Regions from separate parts of the Homo sapiens genome. Here region 1 is linked to region 2. A link is a loop called in an ENCODE intact Hi-C map of the cell type or tissue named here. Cell type or tissue: body of pancreas. All regions are shown on one strand. Links, peaks and the distances in the headings refer to the core of each region. The heading gives the core; the rest is flanking DNA.

Region 1 (8,385 bases), core at 1,064-6,063, 79 kb after region 2:
CTAATCCTGATGTGAAATTCCTTATGTTAACATTGACTTTAACTGACTCTGCTTTAGTTCTTAAGATTAAATTGTTAATTTAATGACACTTATTTAGCTATATCACATAACTTATTCCTTAAGACATTGTGACTTCTCACTTTTCTGAATCTTCACTTTTGTTATTTCCTCTTTCTGGATGCCCTCTTCTCATCTGTGCCCCCTGCAAAATACCTATTTAAGATTCATGAGATGGCACCACACCCTCCTTGAATCTTTTCCTAAATAATTTAGGCAAATTTCAGACTACAGACATGGCCATTCTTTCGAAACTCTGTAAAGTCTCCCTCCCTTCCTTTCTTCCTTTCTCTCTCTTTTTCTTTCTTCCTAAAAAAGAGAAAATTGGCCTGGCACAGTGGCTCACGCCTGTAATCTCAGCACTTTGGGAGGCTGAGACAGGTGGATCATGAGGTCAGGAGTTCAAGACCAGCCTGGCCAAGATGGTGAAACGCCACCTCTACTAAAAATACAAAACATTAGCTGGGCATGGTGGCAGGCACCCGTAATCCCAGCTACTCAGGAGGTTGAGGCAGAGAATTGCTTGAACCTGGGAGGCAGAGGTTGTAGTGAGCTGAGATCGCGTCACTGCACTCCAGCCTGGGTGACAGAGGGAGACTCCATCTAAAAAAAAAATAAATAAATAAAGAACAGAAAATGTTCAGTTTCTCTCTTTATTACATATACGTATACAATTAAAGCAATACAGAAAAGAATAAGGTAGTAAAAATCCCAGAGTGGTGATGTTTAACTAGCTTTCTGAAGTTTATTAGATTCATACACACAAAGTTACATGATTTCATAAAATGAAAGTATTTTTGTAACTTGTTTTCTAACCTGCTTTTAATTTTTTGTTTAAAAAAAGTATTTATGCCGGGCATGGTGGCTCACGCTGTAATCCCAGCACTTTGGGAGGCCGAGGCGGGCGGATCATGAGGTCAGGAGATCGAGACCATCCTGGCTAACACGGTGAAACCCCGTCTCTACTAAAAATATAAAAAATTAGCATGGCGTGGTGGCGGGCACCTGTAGTCCCAGCTACTCGGGAGGCTGAGGAAGGAGAATGGCGTGAATCCGGGAGGCGGAGCTTGCAGTGAACCGAGATCACGCCACTGCACTCCAGCCTGGGCAACAGAGCAAGACTCCGTCTCAAAAAAAAAAAAAAAGGATTTATTTATTTTTAAATTGACAAAAATTGAATGTATTTATGGTGTACAATCTGATGCTTGAATATATGTATACATTACAGAATGATTCAATCAAGCTAATTAACATATGCATTGCCTCACATGCTTATTATTTTTTTGTGGTGAGAACACTTAAAATCTACTCTTGTAGCAATTTTCAAGTAAGAATACATTGTTATTAACTGTAATCACTGTATTGTCCAAGTGAACGCTTGAGTTCATTTCTTCTAACTGAAATTTTTTATCCTTTGACCAATATCCTCTTTTGTCCCACCCTGCCAGACCCTGTTAATTACATTTTTCTCTCTGTCTCAGTGAGTTTGATTTTTGAGATTCCACATGTCAGTGAGATCATGTGGTATTTGCCTTTCTGTATCTGGCTTATTTCATTTAACATGATGTCTTCCAGGTTGATGAATGATATTCCATTGTGTATATACTGTATACAATATTTTCTTTATTCATCTGTTCATGGACATAAGTTGCTTCCATATCTTGGCTAATGTGAGTAATGCTGCAGTGAACATGGAAATGCAAATATTTCTTTGACAAACTGATTTCATTTCCTTTGGATATATACCTAATGGTGGGATTGCTGGGTCATATGGTAGTTCTATTTTTATTTTTTTGAAGAACCGCCACATTGTTTTCCATAATGATGTACTAATTTACATTCTTACCAATAGCATATAACTTGCTTTTTAATATTAACAATATGCAATGGAGATCTTTTGATGTCAATCAATATAACTGAATATGTCTTAACAGTTGCTTATTTAAATGTTTATATACAATACATTTTATTTATCCAGGCTTCCAATAATGACACTCAGTTATTTTCACTAGTTTTACTATGACAAGTAATACAATGATTCGTGTGCAGCCTTATGTGTGTCTTTTAAATTGTTGCATGTATTTCATTATTTGGATACAATACAATTCATTTAGCCAATCTCTAATATATTATATTATTTGGATATAATACAATTTATTTAGCCAATCCCGAACATATTTCATTATTTGGATATAATACAATTTATTTAAACAATCCCTAATATAGTTCATTATTTGGATATAATACAATTTATTTAACCAACCCCTAAATGATGGCTATCTCAATCACACTGTGTGTGTGCACATGCACGCGTGCGCGCGCGCACACACACACACACACACACACACACACACACACAGAAAGAATAGAAGCAAGGGCCAGGCGCGGTGGCTCATGCCTGTAATCCCAGCACTTTGGGAGGCCAAGGTGGGTGGATCATGAGGTCAGGAGTTTGAGACCATCCTGGCTAACATGGTGAAACCCCATCTCTACTAAAAATACAAAAATCAGCCGGACATAGTGGCAGCGCCTGTAATCGTAGCTACTCGGGAGCCCTGAGGAGGCAGGAGAATAGCTTGAACCCTGGAGGCAAAGTTTGCAGTGAACTGAGATTGCGCCACTTCACTCCAGCCTGGGTGACAGAGCAAGACTTTGTCTCGAAACAAACAAAAAAAAGAAGAAGAATAGAAGGAAGGAAATAAGGAAAATGTAGAAAAATGGAGAATTATTGGCTTATATAATGAAAATTCTATGGCACCTGGCTTTAGGCTCAGCTGGATCCAGGGCAGAAACTGTGCCAAGAGGACTATCTCCATTTCTTGGTTCTGTTTTCTAGTGGGTTGGCTTTATTTTCAAGCAGACTTTTTCCTGTTATATCAAAGCTGGCAACTTTAAGCTTCTATGATCCTTAACTTCTGGATTCCTAGAGGAGGAAATGTCCTTTTTTTTTTTGGTAATTCCAACAAAATTCCCAGAGGGAGCTTTAATTGGACCAGCCTGAGTCACTGTCTTTGAATCAATCACTATGGTAAAGACAGACATGGCCTGGGTGAGCAACATGCCCCTGGGACCAGGGAATGTTCACCTTCCCTAGCCTTCTGCAAATTTCATGGGCTGAGAAGGTAGGTAGGATGGTTTTGAAAAAATATAAATGTGTTCTGTTACCAGAAGATACAGGCATGCTTATCGTGAAGCCAAAACCATCAATACTGAGGATGGATTAACGTAGTTAAACACTAGTGCTTCTGTGGGGAAGTTTTTAATGATTACAAATCTATAACATCTACCTGTAAGAAGGTGTTCATGGTTTGGAACTTCATTTTAACCAACATATGTTACACTGCTTCTCCATTAAGTTGGAGAAGATTCCTGCCCCTTGCCAATCAGACTTGTCTTCTTGCCTTTTTGCAACATCTGTTTGTTACTCATCCAATGGATGGCGAACAGCGTTGGTTCAATGAACTTTCACTGCCCTGGCCAGCTATTACTTCATCCCTGGGCCAGGTCTGTTCCTTAATGGTAGCTGAGGTATTATCGACTTTTTACTTCTTCTATGATGAAGATTCGTTGTTTTATTTAGTTTTGTTTAGTTTTTTTTAAATTATTATTATTTGAGATGGAGTCTCGCTCTGACGCCCAGGCTGGAGTGCAGTAGCAGCACTTCGGCTCACTACAACCTCCGCCTCCCGGGTTCAAGTGATTCTTCTGCCTCAGCCTCCTGAGTAGCTGGGACTACAAGCGTGTGCCACCATACCCGGCTAATTTTTTGTATTTTTAGTAGAGACAGGGTTTCACTGTGTTAGCCAGTATGTTCTCCATCCTTGATCTCCTGACCTCGTGATCCACCTGCCTCGGCCTCCCAAAGTGCTGGGATTAGGCATGAACCACTGTGCCTGGCAGTTTCTTTCTTTCTTTTTTTTTTCTTTTTTTTTTTTTAATTAAAGACAGAAGCTCACTCTGTTATCCAGGCTGAAGTACACTGGGGCAAGATCACAGCTTGCTGAAACCTTGAACTCCTGGGCTCAAGCTATCCTCCCTCCTCAGCCTCCCACGTAGCTGGGACTACAGACGTGAGCTGCCATGCTAGGCCTGAAGATTTTCTTTAAAAATAATTAATAGGAAAGGATGCAGGAGAAATGAAGAACATTCAGCCCAAAGCTGAGATCTTTGTTTTGAATCTCATGGGAACTAATAATACTCTAATTCTAAAATTGTTATATTTCACACTAGATTATTTTCTGGCATCAAAAGCCAGTGGGTAATCAGAAGCCTGACCGGACCAAAATATGTGGATGTCCTGGGTAGGTTAACCATTTGGTGGACCTGACACCACTTTGGCATTAATACAATGGAGAAACTAAGGATAATGGAAGAGCCTAGGTCACTGGTAGTTCTCTTTTCTCCATAGTCTTAAACTTGCATATCCCACTCAGTAAGATAAAAACCCTATATCAGGACACACCCTTCTTAGTAACCACCTACCTTTGCATGGTTCTAGGACCTCTCAAACTCTACCCCACCACTGCACCAGACAGATGATCCTAGTGTTTCTTCTGAACAGGGCGAGCCCTCTCCTGTATCATCCCCCCTTGATCCACCCTCTGCAGTTATAGTAAATTGTTTTTTCCATCTCCTCACACGTGTAGTTGGGCCATCCTTAAACCTTTCCAGCTCAGAGGAATGACAAGAAATTTGAGGGACCTGACGGTGCACAAGTGGATAAGTAAGCTTTGGAGCCACTGTGAACCACAGTTTGGTGACATTGAGAAGAGAAGTGGAAGAAGCAATCGTACGTGTGTGATGGAGAATGGGGGCTGGGCCAGGGAGGGAGAGAGAGTTTGCCAGCAAAAACAAGATGACTCACAGAACTATTTTCAAACTCTTTTTAGCTGTGGAACCCTTTATTCAAAGCATATCTTGCTCCAATTTGAAAAAGAAGGCAGCTAAGTTGAAGAGGAGCCAAGACCCAGCCCACTTCCCCCTTCCCATACAACAGCCCCTGAAACCCCTCGGAGGGAATTCTTAGGGCTCAACACGGCTGAAAAACTGCTGACCTCGACTGTCTACTGGAGTAAAAGTGAAGAATGCAGTTTGTTCAGAGACAAACTGATGTTGCCTAGGCTTTGTTCCAATGTTAGAAAGGGAGGGCACAGCTAAGGAACAGACAATAGAAACCATTAAACAGATAGATACCTCAGGGCGATTTTTCATCAGACAATGAAAGTGATGCTTTGTGTTCCTCAACATTGTATCTTATTTTTACTTTCAAATAACATGTACAGGATGGGAAACCTTAGTGTTAATATTGGGGGTAATTCTCACTAAGCTTAGGTTAATTTTTTGTTTTCAAATTCTGTTTTTTCTAGTTTCGTTTTAACTGTGACAAACCTTTTCCTAGTCTCCCTTAAACTCTGCCCAATCAAGAACTGACTATACTTCCCTCTTGCTAGCCTATTGTATTATGTACATTTCCTTCTCACCACCAGATTGTTAAGCTCCTTTAGGGAGGAAAATGTTTCTTTTCATGTATGTATCCCTCGCACCTACACAGGACTTGTCAATTGTTAATAAATATTTGCTAAATAAATGGCACTAGCAGAGACAGAATAGCTACGAGGCCCCTACAACAACAACCACCCCACAAATGGGAATTCAGACTGTGTGGTGGTAGGTAAGAAAGAGGCTTTGGACCTGATTTGAATGCAAGTTATGTAAACTCTTTAAGCCTTTGTTTTCTCATCAATAAAACGGGAGTAATAACGTGGTGGAGTTACATCTTTCTCAGGCCTATAGCTGTAATTACCTTAAAATCCCTATGCCTTAGCTTGAACTGCTATAACAAAAATACCATAGACTATTAGCTGGGTGTGGTGGTGCGCGCCTGTGGTCCAAGCTACTCAGGAGGCTGAGGTGGGAGGACTGCTTGTGCCCAGGAGGTCTGCAGTGAGCTCTGATTGTGCCACTGCACTCCAGCCTCAGCAACAAAGTGAGACCCTGTATCAAAACCAACCAACCAAACACTATAGACTAGAACGCTTAAATAACAGAAATTTATCCCATACAGTTCTGAAGGCTGGGAAGTCCAAGATCAAGGTGTGAGGCTGATTTGGTTGCTGGTGAAAGCTGTCTTTCTGGTTTGCAAGTGGACAGCTTCTTGCTGTGCCCTCACATGGCAGAAAGTGGGGGTGGGGTGGGGGGGAAGCAACCTCTCTCCTGTCTTTTGTTATAAGGGCACTAATCTCATTATGAGGGCCCCACCCTCATGACCAAATCACCTCTCCCAAGTCCCACATCCAAATACTATCACACTAGGGATTAGGGTTTCAGTGTATAAATTTTGGCGGGGGACACAAACTCAGTCCATAGCACTTTCTATCAACCATGAGGTAAAGTAAATCTAGTATACAGAGTTTGGCACATTCCTCTATAGACTCTTAGCAACTCCAAAATCTATAGCCCTCATCCCACCATTTATTTATTTATTTAGCTATTTATTTATTTGAGACAGGGTCTCACTCTTGTCACCCAGGCTGGAGTGAAGTGGCATGATCACAGCTCACTGCAGTCTCAACCTCCCTGGCTCAAGCAATCCTCCCACCTTGGCCCCACACGTAGCTGGGACAACAAGCCTGCCACCACACCTGGCTAATTAAAAAATATTTTTAGAGATGTGGTCTCACTGTATTGCCCTGTCTGGTCTCAAACTTTTGGGCTCAAGTGATCCTCCCACCTTGGCCTCCCAAAGTGCTGGGATTACAGCCACCACCTCCAGCCTCTCCATTGTTTATTTGAGTATGGATGAAGTAGATGGACCCATTGAATTAAAAATAAACATATGTTTATTGCAGCACTATTTACAATAGCAAAGACTTGGAACCAACCCAAATGCCCATCAATGATAGACTGGATAAAGAAAATGTGGCACGTATACACCATGGAATACTATGCAGCCATAAAAAGAATGAGTTCATGTCCTTTGTAGGGACATGGATGAAGCTGGAAACCATCATTCTCAGCAAACTAACACAGGAACAGAAAACCAAACACCACACATTCTCACTCATAGGTGGGAGTTGAACAATGAGAACACATGGACACAAGGAGGGGAACATCACACACCGCGGCCTGTCGGCGGGTGGGGGGCAAGGGGAAGGAGAACATTAGGACAAGTACCTAATGAATGCGGTGCTTAAAACCTAGATGATGGGTTGATAGGTGCAGCAAACCACCATGGCACATGTGTAACAAACCTGCACGTTCTGCACATGTATCCCAGAACTTAAAATAAAAGAAAAAAAAAGAGAGAAAACACACACACACACACACACACACACACGCACACACACAGTAAAAATAGTTTTAAGGCTTAAAAAAAAATATATATATATATATATACACACTTTTTTCTTTTTCTTTTTTATTTAACAAACCAGAAGGCATAGTTTAATTCATGTGTGTTAAAAGCACATTTGGGCCAGCTCTGGTTTCCATACATCCTAGGGTTGTTGGGAATATCACATTGGTTAATATATGGAAAATGCGTTGGCCAGTAGCCGACACCTGGCTGTGATGTACAACAAATATGAGCCCCTTCCCCACCTGACAGACAGCAGAGTGCAGTTGGGGTGAGGGGATCTAAGAGGCTGGTTCTCCTCCGCCTCTCTTCCACCTCTGCACCTCTCCAAGTCAATTTATAGAATACCCCAAACCCAGAGACACAGCATTTTGAAATATAAATCATATCGCACTATGATTTTCTTATATTGCATTCAAACAGTTTCTATAGGATGGCAGTGCAGTGCTGCTCTCCTCGGGGGCTACTGCCTGGCACTGGCCACACACAAGTCCCTTTCTGATTTTGTAACTTTGGTAAATTGTGTGCTACCATTCCCTCTTTCATTTACGTGTCCCCCACACACAGTTACAGAGCTCTGTCATGGACAGCCCTGTGTTAGGTCCCAAGACCAATAAAACACAAGTGAGACATAGACAGGTAAATAAACAGTTATAATAGAGTGTAATAATATAAGTACAAAGACAGAAAAATGCCCACTATTCTCAGAGCACTGAGAGGGTGGCTAGCTCAGAATGGGGGCTGAGGGAAGCATGGCCAGAGACAGCTTTCTACAAAAATGACTCCTCAGCTATAACCCCTCTGCAGCAACAAACTTCTGTTAAAATGAGATCTGGGTAAAACACAGTAATTTTATTTTATTTTATTTTATTTTTTTGAGACGTAGTCTCACTCTGTCACCCAGGCTGGAGTATAGTGGCGCCATCTTGGGTCACTGCAACTTCCGCCTCCCAGGCTCAAGTGATTCTCCTGCC
Region 2 (8,385 bases), core at 2,104-7,103:
ATTACAGATATACTTACAAACTGCCTACATCTGGGGGAAAAATTAGATTCAGAGATAGAGAATAACATAATGTATCTATATAGACAGACGGATTAGAAATGGCCTCTCTAAGCAGAAAACATTTAAATTAACATTTGAACAATTAAAAAAAAAGGTCTACACTAGCCATGTACAGGGGTGGGAAGTATTGATGTTCCAGGAAAATTTAAAAACACATACACATGGCACACAGCATAGGGAAAGACCCTGAGAAGGAAAAGCATGGTCTATTTAAAGAGTAGAACATTATGGGTACCGACATTTGCAGACTGGAGAACAAGCTAGAATCAAAGCCTGTCAGTGTTTGATTGGGTAATCTAATCTGGCCGTCTGAGCAGTTCTTAAATCCCCATCATAGTATGCCCTCTAAATAGCCAACCAGTACTAGGAGAGGGAGATGGAAAAATAATAAAAATAAACAAATAGCCAACCAGCTTGTGCTCAAGTCTCTCCAACGAGAGGGAATGTACTACCTCTTGAAGTATCCATGCCAATTTGGTTTTAAAATATGAATGTGTTTCACCTTAAGGAAGCTGGAACTGGAATCATGAGTTGTAAGTCCCAGGCCTGCACCTGAGAAAATTTTTTAGTTGAAATGGAAGACGCTACTTAGATAGCCGTATCTCTCATTCATTATTATATAGGATGCCAAGAACAGGCAGCAAGATTTCAAGTTCATCATCTTTTTTGAAGGAGAAAAAAATTTGAGAATGATAAGACAGCTCTCACAAGCTTTCCACACTTTCTGTTGTAGCAAAATTCAGGTCAGCATCCTGGCAAGCCAGTGATGGTCAGTTGTACTCTTGCAAGACAGCCGTGTATTTGGGCTGCAGTGGGGAGGTGGGAGTGACTTTCCTGTGGTACTTGTGGCATGTCACATGGAGGAAGTGCATCGTACCCTCCAAGTTTACAAAGTCTTTGATAACATGAGTTGGCTTCCACATGGCCAGTTATTGCCCTCACTAAAGAAGCTCTGTAGGATCCCAGGAAGATCCTGCCAGTTATTTGCTGGTATTGCCCACAGCCAGCACATACCACCAATAGTTTGAGGCTGGTTTGAGTATTTATTTGTTCCAGAGCACGTAAAGAAACCTAAGTTTCCAGGTCTTAAGGGAGGCACTTCCAACTTTACAGTCCACAGACCATCTTCTCTTAAAGTCATCTATGAATTTTCATATGGTGACCGTTGACCCAGCCTCATTGAAACAGCCTTCAAAGGATTTTGGCTTGTCTTTCAATCCCAGCACTTTGGGAGGCCGAGGCGGGCGGATCACGAGGTCAGGAGATGGAGACCATCTTGGCCAACATGGTGAAACCCCATCTCTATTAAAATACAAAAAGTTAGCCAGGCGTGGTGACGCATGCCTGTAATCCCAGCTACTTGGGGAATCGCTTGAACCTGGGAGGCGGAGGTTGCAGTGAGCTGAGATCGCACCACTGCACTCCAGCCTGGCGACAGAGCAAGACTCCGTCTCAAAAAAATAAAAATAAAAAAAATAAAGTGTGAAAAGTCAAAACATTGACCAAGACAAAATGCGAACCCATGCAAGGAAATCCAATTGGGAGCCAAAGAATTTCACCACTGAAACACAATTAAAAATCACCACAGAATTTCAATTCTCAAATAGGAGTAATGCTCTAAAAATATAAAAGCGATGGAAAAATAGAGAAAAAAATCAGAATATCCTGATGAGGCTGGCAGGTGGAATATGGTGTCCATATGCCTCCTGGTTTTAGACCAAACTAAATAAAAATCCACAGACCAGTGCCGCAAATATCACCGCCAACTTTTTGAGCCAGTTCACGAGCCTATTAGACTGCTTCACATTAAAGGATATGCTAGATTCACCAACATGCCCTGGAGTGCAGCCAGCCCACCAGGACTGAAGGGATGTCTTCTGGGCTGGCCAAATGTTAAGAAGGAATGTCAACAGGATGCTCTTAAAGTTGCCCTGTGGTGAGCTGCAGTGGGACAACTTGAAGGAGCAGGCCAAAGGACCCATGTTAAGACTTACTCAAATGTTGCTTTTTGTGATGACTTCTAGCAGTAACAGCTTTACAGAGACAGCAACAGACCTTGCTGGCCAGCAGCAGGGAGAAACAGAGCAGATCCTTCTGACCAGAGGCATTTGAGGACTGGCCCCGCAAGGGAGCCCATCTGGAAAGAGCAACCAGCCCTGTGAACAAAGATTGGAACCATAAGCCACAGGTCAGTCCTTGACTTTCGTACAACCCAGATGCAACCACCAATTGTTCATCAGTGGATTGTGGCAGTTTGGAACTCAGGTTATAGAATCAGATGGCCTGGGTTCAAATCTTGACTCTATTGTTTAGTAGTCAGATGACCACAAGAGAGTTTCTCAACTTTCCTAAGCTCATTTCTTCACCTATAAAATTATAATAATCATACCTACCTTATAGAGGAGTCTATGAATATGTATGCTACTTGTTAGAACAGCGCCTGGCACATAGTAGCTGCTCAATAAATGTTTGCTAGATTGTTATCAGTCTTTATGGCTCCTCACAGAGAAATGGAGGTCATATTATAGTTTGCCATCGACAGGTCTGTGTTCATATTTCTGCCATTTACTATCAAACACTGAGGGCAAATTATTAAGAATTTTACAGGTCAGTTTCTTCCTCTGGCAAATACAAATAATAATAATACCTTGTGGCTTTTACAAAGATTAATTAGATAATAGGCACTAAACACAAGTGACAGGGTGTGGTATGCTATTGGGGCTCAGTATATGGTAATTATTATTATTTGGTCCTGATGGCCGAAGGTCTGGAAGTTTCTGCTGTGACAGCAGTGTTCCATATCTGTACTGTGTAATGTTGTAGCCATTAGCCACTTCTGGCTCCTGAATACTTGAAAGGTGGTTAGTACAACTATGGAACTAAATGTTTAATTTTAACTTAATTTTAACTTAAATATGCACACATGGCTTGTAGCTCATTCATTGAACAGCATAAGCTAGGTTGCTCAGGCCTTATCCTGTCCTCTCCATATTCTTTCCATGCACATGTCATGTACATCTCATTGACCTCTAGTGTCTATACCAGGGGTTTGGAAAAGAGCAGAGGGTGTAAATGTAGATTTTGGCAGGTTCATAAGTCTTGTGGCATAATCAAAAGAAGAAAAGTTGGTGAGTCTAGGGAGACCATTCCCTTCCCAGCTCTGTGTAATGTCCTTGGGCAGGTCATTTAGCCTCATCTTCAGAAGGGAGGTTTGATACTGACATGATTTCAAAGTTCCCACTTATCATATCACTATGGGGAGTGGATAAGAAATACTACACAAGAAATACTACACAAACTTAGACTTAGATTGTTTTTCAGGTTCTATGAGTTGCATTTAGCTATGTTCAATGTCTCCCAGATTTAAAGATGAGTGATGTAAGTGTTGGTATACAAACTAATATAAATGAATAGGCACAGATAAAAAAGAAATTGAGGCCAAGCAGAAATTAACCTCAGAGCAAAGAAAAAGGATATTGATGAAAAAGCACGTGTGTTCTGTCGGAGCCGAGTGCTCCTGCCATATCTTTTTGCAGCGATGTGGCCTTGTGACAGTGTGGACCAGCGCAGAGAGTGCTGGGGAACACTTGACTAGTGAAGACTTTGGATACATAAACCCATAACATGATGTGTGGTCTCCAGCTGAGTACAAAACCTAAAGGAAATTCTGCAAAACAGATCTCAAATCCACACTGAGTAGAAAGAGCACAGGACAAGGAACCTGGAGGCCAAGATTCCATTCCTGGATCTCTGACCAACCAACTGGGTGACCCACCCTTCATCTGCTAACTTCTTGGAGCCACAGTTTAATCATCTACACAGTGAGTTGGTTGGACCCTACTCCTGCCAGCTTGAAAAATCTGTGATTATGCTTAGAACCCTAGAAATTTCAAAGATGCTTTTCTATGCCAGGAACCTAAAGTGTGAGAAATTACAGGAGCTAAACCTGGTAACAATTCCCACACACAAACACACACACGTGCACACATCTTCTGTTAATCCTGCTGAAGAGTGAGGCCATGCCCTATCTAATATGACCCTGCAGTCCCTATCTGAAGCAACATATGGACCATAGGTGGTGGTACCCGCTTGGTTATAAGCATAATTGTGATGATTAGCCTTGATGGTACCCAAGGAGTATTTTTAGATTATTTAAAGAGACAGAGCAAAGCAATTCTTTGCATTATCAGGTTGTTATTGGTGGTGGTGGTGATATGTGTGTGTCTGTGTTAAGGCAAAATGGGAAAGCTCACCACCTGCTTCTGTGAATGTTGAAATATAATAAACACTGTTCTCACTGGGGATGTGCTGGTTCATAGCAGGAAAAAACAGCCGTGATTTTCAGAAAAGGAAAACCAGTGGCTAATGAAAACCATCCAGATAATTGAGTTTATTAATCTATTTGGCTTTAAGTCATCTTTCTCCACCATTTCCTAGTCTCTAAGTTCACAAGCTGTTTTGAAGCTCAGCTCCCTCCCTAATTCTCCCAAGGCAGCTGTGCGATAAATAACACTCCTTGCCCTCTCCTCAAACAACAGAAAGTGTTGGTTTTGGAGAACACCTGGGGAGTGAGTCCCCAGACATGCACACACCATTTTCAGACCGGGAAGTCCCTTTGAGGCGGTACTCACTGGACCCTGAACCCCAATCATCTCAGGAAGGAAATTAAGAAACTGCAGTGTTAGCTGAGTCCTTTGCCCATGTTCATTCTGTGCTGCTTCTCGGCCTTGCTGCCCCTCCAGCACCCAGACTGGCTACACTCTACACAAGAGCAGTCTCCGCTGCAGCTTTTACTTCCTGGTGACAGCCTGGCTGCCCTAGTAGGCGGGGATTTTCTCTTTTGTTGGAGCCCTTACAACTAAATTTATGACTCTTTTATTAGTTTGGCAGGTGCTTTAAGTGAGAGAGGAAAGAAGTGGCATAGCTTGCAATGTAGTTTCCGTTTGGAAAACGAGGAAATAGAAGTATTTATCCACAGTCATTTTCTGCTAAAAGCTTGCAAAGTTTTCAGGTATCATTAAGAAGGGGCCTTCTCACTGCTTCAAGCCTAGGTTTCTGGAACATGAAGGCTAGAGGGAGTCTGTAAGATCATGAAAACTTCTGCTGGTAGGAAAGGGGCCTAGACAGAGAAGTTAAATAACATGCCCAAGATCCTGCATTGCACAGCGAGCGAGAGCTCCAACACTAATGCCTGGATCAGCTCATTTCCCTGCATCTCACCACAACCGCGCCCCACTTCCTCTTTATCTCAATTTCTCTCTCTTTTCCTCCCTCCTCTGTATCACCTTCAAAAGGAACCTTTTTTGGTGGGCCTAGGAAGAAACAGTAAATCTATGGAAGAGACAAAGAAGGTTGCCAGCCTTTTTGCTTGCCTGCCTTCCTCCCTCCACTCCTTCCTTCCTGCCCTTCCCTTCTTCCCCATTCTTCCTTTCTTGATATTCGCTGTTCTGTCCTTGCCCAGGAAATAAAACTGCATTTTAAAGAAAAGTGCTTGTGCATGTGTGTATATGTGAGTGTGTGTGTGCATGTGTGTGAAGTGTGTGTGTGTGTGTGTGGAGTACATGTGTGTAGTGTGTGTAGTGTGTGTGTGTGTGTGTGTGTGTGTGTGTAACCATGACTATCTTTCCGGAATAAGCCAAAAAAAATGTAAATGGCCTTCCAAGCAAGTGGAACATATAAAATGATAGCTTTGTTTGCCTGTTCCTTGAAAACCTTAAAAATCAGTGTGTGGACAAATGATTCACACACCACAGACCCTGGGTTGCTGCCCTTCCTTTTGTTTTTCGAGATCATCCCATTTCCTTTGGGCTTCTCCCGGCTCTCCTCCAATCCACTCCTACCCTTGCCAAGTTGTCTTTTCCATTATTAGACATCCTAATAAACACTCCTAATAAATGCAGACCCTATAAACCAATCCAGGATGCTGCTTTTGGCTCCTCTGCCACCTTTAGGAAAGACTGATACCTGCATTAACTTTGTCATCTGTCCTGGAGAAACCCAGCTGAGATCTCTAACATATTCTGCTGCAAGCTGCAATATAATGGACATATTTAGTGTACATTCTGTTGTTAAATGGAATCTGCATTTCTAAGTGAACTAAAAATGCTTAATTATTAATAAACTCCCCAGGGATTGGTGACATTTGGAATGATTTTATCATGCTGTAGATATTTAACAACACAATATGTATGGTGGTATCTAATTCAACCTCTTTTGTTTAAAAGAACCTTCCTCCCAAAGTCATTTGGACTCATACACTATGTAGATTAGTCTCTGAGCATCCAGACCCAGGTAGAGGTAGAGGGAAGTCACTGAAAAATGGGATGGAGTTGAAGCTAGGGCAACAGTGCAGGGAGGGGTGGAAAGAGGCACCGAGGAGCCACATCCTGGGAGCTGGAATTGGTTTGGGGTGGGCTACAACAGGAGCTTTCATTGAGGCGGAGGCAATGGTGGCAATAAAAAGTTAATGGAAAGATCACAGGACTAGGAATTAGGGTGCCAGGCTTCTAGTTCTGCACCAATTTGCAGCCTGACTCTGAGCAAATTACCTCTCAGAGACAGAGTTTTCTTCTATATATGAAAGGCATAATTGCACCTTCCTTAGCTACCTTATAGAATTGTACCTTCCTTAGCTACCTTATAGAATTGTGAGCAAGGTATATAAAAGTATACCTTGGCTCCAAAAACTCAAGCATTTCATAACAAACATATTCAAAGGGGGAAAAAGGAAATGGTATTCACTAAGCACTGTCTACGTGCCAGGGGTTGCTTCCAATACTTTTACAAACATGAAGTCAATTAGCCTTTGCAAAAAATCTGAGACAAACCTGACTGCTCCCATTTGCAGAGTAGGAGATTGAGGTTCAGGGCCTTTGCCGAAGGTCACAAAGCTAGTGGCTGAGTCGGGCTGAAAGCCTAAAGGGAACAGGTACATATTTGAGCCGACAATATGTGAAGGAAAATGGGTCACAACTTTAATTTTTAAATAGGAATGTTCCATCAACCTAAGCATTTGGTTGACTTATACATGGTGATACGCATGATCACAACATATGAACATTAACATGAAATTTTAATTATTTTGCCATCCATCTAATTCTTGGCACAGTTCTGATATTAAGGAAGGAAAATCTCTTAGTGTCAAAAATAGATTTTTAAATAAAGTAAATGTGGCTCGGTGCGGTGGCTCACGCCTGTAATCCCAGCACTTTGGGAGGCTGAAGCAGGTGGATCACAAGGTCAGGAGTTTGAGAACAGCCTGGCCAACATAGTGAAACCCCGTCTCTACTAAAAATACAAACATTAGCTGGGTGTGGTGGCACATGCCTGTAGTGCCAGCTACTTGGGAGGCCGAGGCAGGAGAATCGCTTGAACCTGAACCCGGGAGGTAGAAGTTGCAGTGAGCCGAGATCATGCCATTGCACTCCAGCCTGGGGAGCAGACTGAGACTCCGTCTCAAAAAATATATATATAAAAATAAAGTAAATGTTTAGGAAGTCCTGCCATTAGGTTTATAGGATCTTGATCTGTTAGTAGTGGATTGACTGATGATATTGAATTTAACACTCATTACTTCCTCATTTCTGGAATTTCACTGTGAGTCTGGGTTTGGATGGCGTTTTAGACTCCAGTAGTAACAATTATTTCTCCTTCCTCCATTCCTGTTCAGCACCCTGTGTTCTCCCCAGGATGGTGGAGAGCTCATTTGCATACAAATGCTCAGCACGTTGTGGGTCCTGGTTGGCAGCATTCAGCCTGGAGATAAAGTTATTAATGGCTGTTTATAAGAAAGACAAATTGGAGCAGGGTTTGGAGCAAGAGACCAGAAGCCAGTCCATCACCTGCTCCCTCGGTGACCTCGCGTCACCTCTTCATGCTTCAGTTTCTCCATCTGTTGGTGGAAAGAATGATACATGATACCTTGCTCTCAGACTGTCAGGAACATCTTTGGAAAGCACTAGGAGATGCTGGAAGAGGCCCGAAAACCTTCATAGTTGCGTTTATGTGGTAAAATAAAACTTCATCTGATGGTTTATAAATTACAGAAAATATGATTTTTTTCTCTCAAAATAAGAAGATGAAAAAGTACTTATATTTCTTCATTCATTGGTCGACAGTATTTCATTAAATCCACTTCCATGGCTGGACCTAATGATTCATTTAAATATAAACAGATAACCTGTAGAAGGTGCACAAGTAGATGCTATTATTACCAATAGTTAACTTTACTACTGCAAAATGCATTTCTACACTACTTTTAACGTTTTTAGCATGCTTCCTCTCTCCCCCTCACTCCACAGTCACAGACACACACGCTTCCCCATG

Evidence for each region. A loop is a pair of places that touch in the nucleus more often than their neighbours do. Peaks named below come from ENCODE experiments on the same cell type or tissue, not always from the same donor. Only the 100,000 strongest peaks of a DNase experiment are listed, where the experiment ranks them.
Region 1: it touches region 2 in a loop (2.1-fold over the local background); 106 of 110 quality-filtered maps call a loop at or near these places.

The regions. Positions count from the first base shown.
Region 1 is chr4:140,159,881-140,168,265 of GRCh38, reverse strand. No RefSeq gene overlaps it. Among named protein-coding and RNA genes, the nearest start is that of MAML3, 9.9 kb to the right of the region's middle. In body of pancreas, for the core only: no CTCF peak of the experiment used is centred there; no DNase peak of the experiment used is centred there.
Region 2 is chr4:140,239,966-140,248,350 of GRCh38, reverse strand. LOC124900784 (a long non-coding RNA gene) reads right to left here. Exons shown (of 2, transcript XR_007058280.1): 2 at 4,432-8,239. Among named protein-coding and RNA genes, the nearest start is that of MAML3, 90 kb to the right of the region's middle. RefSeq lists a silencer at 4,708-4,897. In body of pancreas, for the core only: no CTCF peak of the experiment used is centred there; a DNase peak (open chromatin) is centred at 4,840; H3K27ac peaks cover 2,304 bases.